Linked DNA regions of Homo sapiens: region 2 is linked to region 1. A link is an interaction called in ENCODE POLR2A ChIA-PET data of the cell type or tissue named here. Cell type or tissue: MCF 10A. All regions are shown on one strand.

What was found. Peaks named below come from ENCODE experiments on the same cell type or tissue, not always from the same donor. Only the 100,000 strongest peaks of a DNase experiment are listed, where the experiment ranks them.
Region 2: POLR2A ChIA-PET joins it to region 1 with 13 read pairs; 2 of 35 experiments call an interaction of 5 or more read pairs at or near these places.

Annotation. Positions count from the first base shown.
Region 1 is chr1:152,000,757-152,003,256 of GRCh38, forward strand. No RefSeq gene overlaps it. Among named protein-coding and RNA genes, the nearest start is that of S100A10, 8.1 kb to the left of the region's middle. In MCF 10A, a CTCF peak has its summit at 1,140 (motif pointing left); a DNase peak (open chromatin) is centred at 1,085.
Region 2 is chr1:152,166,472-152,168,971 of GRCh38, forward strand. No RefSeq gene overlaps it. Among named protein-coding and RNA genes, the nearest start is that of RPTN, 8.5 kb to the left of the region's middle. RefSeq lists an enhancer at 1,085-2,284. In MCF 10A, no CTCF peak of the experiment used is centred here; DNase peaks (open chromatin) are centred at 1,550 and 2,210.

The DNA.
Region 1 (2,500 bases):
GCCCAAGCCCTGTTTTAGCTAGTCCTCAATCTGATCTGGTGTCTGAGCTCCGCCTCTGGCATCAAGTCCCACCTCCTACCTCAGGAAGGCAAATAAAATAGAAATAGAGGGGAAAATGAAACTAATACAAAAATTTGGTAAGTTTATAATGAGTGCCATCATGGGAAATCAAGAGTCTGAGTGAGAGAATTGAAGGGACCCATTTTAGGTAGGAAATCAGGAAAGACTTCTCTGAGAAGGGGATACTTAAATCCAGCCTTAGAGGAGGAAGAGAAACTAGGATTGCAAATAAAGGAGGGGTGGGAGGAAGTGTCCTAAGGGGAGGAAAAAGCCCATGAAAAGGCCCAGAGATGAGGAGAAGCTGGGTCTGTTAGAGGAATTGAAAAACCACTAGTGTGTCTGAAGCAAGGCAAGTGTGACATGGGATGAGGCCGAGAGGGAGTACAGCTGAGCTACAGGGATCTGGTCAACCCTTTTTGTTGGTAATGGAAAAAATAAAACAATTATGTAATATAGTGGTTGTAAGTGCAGACTCTGGAGTTTCAGACAGGCTTGGGAGGAAATCACGTTTTCTCTGCCCCTCATTAGCTGTGTGATCTTGGACATGTCCTTTTCCAAGGAGAAGACAACTTACTCTTCACCTTCAGTGAAGTGATCAGGCAGAACGGAATGCTAGCTTGTCTGAATCCCAGTGTTTGGCACTCGGGGAGAACTCTGCAAGACATGACCTGCCTATCATGGACTGTGGTCTGCCAGACTGATAGGGTGCATTTCTCCTCTCTTCATTAAAACTTGAGAGCAAGTGGTGTTCCAGGCAAACATTTGGATGCTGTGTCAAAGGGAAACAGTTACTGAAGCCACAGATACTCTTTGTTCATTGATGATACTGGAATGTGGCTGGGGAGAGCTCAGACCCACAGAAATTGGACTCTGTGGGGCCCCAGTGACTCAAACCCCTTGTGAAATGCTGGCTGCTTGGTATGAACTGACGCCTCAACAATGTTAGCAGCAGCTAGCTCTGGGGTTTCTGGGCAGTCCTATTGGCTGAAAGCTGGGGAGGCTGCCATAAGGCTTTCTGGAAATATTTAAAATGGACAATTTACTGGGAAAGGGTGTGTTCTTGCTTTGTAGCTAATGCTGTGGGACCCTCTGGTGGCCACAGTGGGAATAGCTTGACAGTGGGGTTTACTTTCTCTTGAGTGGCCCAGGCAGGAAATCCTTGGCTGGAAACCAGAGGATTGAATATGGGGCTGGAAAGATTACCTAGTTGGCTTGAGATGGAGGCTGTGATTTAGGTTGACATCCTACCCCATTTTCTCTTGCTTTTGGCAGCATTTCTCTGGGCTTGAGCAGTGAGAAAAGTAATGCTCTGTGTACAAGACGCCAAAAAAAAATATATATATATATATATATATAGGTGAAAATAGGTTGTTAAGTTGAACTAGTGTCTGGTACCATATGGACCAAAACCTCAGTTTGAGCATAGGATTCCACCAGTTTTATTGGTTGACTTTTAAGTGAATTCATTCTAACAGCTTTGAGCACAGATATTCTGAAAGCTAAAGTGCTTAGCTGTTGGAGGATGTACTGGCTGGTAATTAGTGGGGCATCTGTGAGGTCTTGTATCATGTGACCAATGTATGGTCATATGACCAACATATGGCCATTTGATAGAAGAACACAAATGGGCTGGACACGGCTCATGCCTGTAATCTCAGCACTTTGGGAGGCCGAGGCAGGCAGATCACCTGAGGTCAGGAGTTCAAGACCAGCCTGACCAACATAGTGAAACCCTGTGTCTACTAAAAATACAAAATTAGCTTGGTGTGGTGGTGCATGCCTGTAATCCCAGTTACTTGAGAGGCTGAGGCAGGAGAATCACTTGAACCCAGGAGGCGGAGGTTGCAGTGAGCCGAGATCGCACCACTGCACTCCAGCCTGGAGACAGAGCGAGACTCTGCCAAAAACAAACAAACAAACAAACAAACAAAACAAAAAAACCCCCACAAACATACTCCAAGTCTTCTTGTTAAAAATTAACACAATAATTTTATATTCTATGAAGTTCTGTCTCATATGTTATCTTATTTGTTTCTTATGATCACTCCAAGAAATATTTTAGGTCGATTAGTGCTATGATTATAGTAATAATTATTGTGGTTTATGTATATTATCTGTAAATCTAACAAAAGCCCTGTAAAATAGATAGCCAGTCTGTTTTCAGATGTGGAAAGGAAGCTCAGAGAGGCTACATAACTTCCCTAAGGGCATTGATATAGTCCTATTGGAACCCAGATAAGCTTAGTCTCAAAGCCTCCCCTCTTGTCACCACCCGACTCTGCCTTACTCTTGGTAGAACCACAGCGATGACAGCTGCTTGGGAACATAACCACAATCTGGGCAGGAACATGAGAAGTGTTCACAACCAGCACTGAGGTGAGGTAGCATGTGTGGGCAGTGCTGCACGGGGGACTTCAGAACAGCAGGCTCCCTCTTGGCT
Region 2 (2,500 bases), 170 kb after region 1:
ACCACATTTTTCTTCCTCACTATGAAGGAAAGATTTCTCCTCCTTTCTCTCTCTGTCTCCTATAAGCTCTCTTTGTCGTCCTCAAGGTAGGTGTTCTTTAAATGTGAGACTGACTGGCTCTCTCTAGCTCCAATGCCTGTGGTAGACTGAGATTCTAAAACATATAACTAGGCTTTTATTTCTTGTGGCTCTTTAGCACTCTCTGTTGTTGCCTATGTATAATTCTTGCCTCTGAATTAGATGACGAATTCTCTGAGGGAAGAGTCCTTGATTTCTCCTTCTGATTCTCCCATGAGCCCTGCCATAGTGCTGGGACCCCAGTAGGTGACTGAACTGGATGATGTTTCACCTCCACAAGTCCATGCCCCCTGAGCAGTATTCTTTTGGGATTTAGAACTTATTTGCAACTTGTTGGCTCTTGGAAATAAAAAAGAATAATGTGTGAAAATTCTAGAGCCTTACAGAGTATGGGGCAGGAAGATGGTGTTGGTAGATGAACCAGTGGTGGGCTGTGATAATTTCAGGAGGTTTGGGAGATGGCTGCTGGTATCTTGAAGAGTTTACATGCAGAAATAACAGAGGAACTGCTTTAGTTTCTCCAGAAATATCTGGATGCTAAAGTTTCCAGGCCAAACTGAGAGGTGGGACTTGAGGCACAGCCCAAGAGCCCCAGCTGTCACCAGCAGGGAAGCTGAATGTGGTCATGTGTACCGGGAGCAGCAGGCAAGTTGAAAGCAGTGATTGGTCAGAAGCAGATTCATCAGGGCTTCTAAAGATCATCTTGCCCTGCTTCTGACCCAGGTAGGTCAGTGCCCAGTCCATTCTTTGTAGGTGTCAATTCAAAGACTCCCCAGAGGAGCAGATGGCCCACTGTCCCCAAGAAGCTCATGCCTGTGTCTTATTCCCTTAGCTGTCAGGCATAGTAGGATGCCAGATCCAGGCATCTGGCAGGGATGAGAAAGCAGGCAGAGAGAGCAGGGAGAGAAAATCAGGTAATGCCAGGGAGCTTTCATGAGGGATTGAGTAAGGAAAGTAATCCTTCTGAGGTCTTTGCCAGTAAAGCACAGCGAGAGTAGTAGAGGCTACTAGGGGATGGTGTAAGGGCTTTGGTGGAGATTATCTGGGACTGGGGAGGGGTGCTGTCCCCAGTCCTCTGTGGTTTATTGCCTGGTCCCATAAGTGGGGGCAGTTGATGCTTGCATAATACACCTACTTGTCATGTCCACCTAGCAAAATCTTGGTGTAGTCAAGAAACAAGAAGATATGATCGAGGGGTTGGAAATCAAGTAAGAGTTTTCTCCACTGGTTGCCTAGTTCATTGATTCACTTATTCATTTATCTTCCTGACGAATGCTTAGTGAGGAAGATAGAACTGTTAACAGTCAAAAGGATTCTGGGAAGAGCTTATGGCAGAGCTGCAGCCACGTTGGAGTAAGAACAAAATTTCATCATCATCAATTCTTCTCACACAGTGGGACTAGCCCAGACAAGTGCTCTCTCTTCTGCTGCTCTTGCCCCTGATGCTTACACCACAGTGGCTTCACACCCTTCTGCATGCCTGAGCCATGACTTGGCTAAATTACCACACCACTTTGCCATGGGAATTCTGCCTAATCATCCTCCTTTAATCTTCAATCTCTTTATTGTGGTCACAAATGCTCCACATGGCCCCAGTCACCCTGCAGAAAAGAAATCATCAGCTTTCTGCAGCATCAGACTTAGCAGCATCTTCCTGTCCCAAGAGAAGAGGGGATGGGAGGATGGCATGGTTCAGGGCTTAGGGGAGGATAGGGGAGAAAAAGTGGAAGCAAAGGGAGAGGCCCAGGAAGGATTTTGTTGCGACATGTTACCTGGGCTGCACCTGCTGTATGCAAGAGAAGAGGCTGGGAGTCCCCTCTGCAGGGTGTTCATGCCCCATCTCTGTGCCACGAGGAGTTGGGCTGCTGAAGGTGAGTACAGGGAGGTTCCCTGTCATCTCAAACCTCTCAGGCTCCACAGTACTGTTTCAAGTATCCAGAGCTTTCCTGCCTTTGAAAAGCAAAAAGTTGTCTCAGGAGAGACAGTGTGATTTTTGCAAGGTCATGCAGGGTCACACAAGTTAATAGCAAAACTATAGTCAGAATTCAGACTTTCTAACACAAGCATATGACATGTATACTTGTCCCAGGACTCTATGTTCTATGTTTTCCTCTTGTCACATTTATGGATCCAGTCCAAGGCAGAGAGAACATGACTCTGAGGTCAGGCAGATCTGCAAGGGAATAGCAGTTCTTCTCAGGATTGTTGAAGAAATTAAATGAGCTCGAATATGTGAGTGCCTAGCCTAGTACCTGGCATGGGGGGTTATGCATTCAGTGTGTTGCTCTCCTTCCCTTCCAAGGTAGCCTGGCTGTTATCTCCTTTCTGGAAACTCATTGAGCATCAGAGATCTTGACCTCCTTGGGCACACTCCTGAGTTTATTTAGGCCTACATTTATAGGATGTGTCAGGAGCTCAAGTA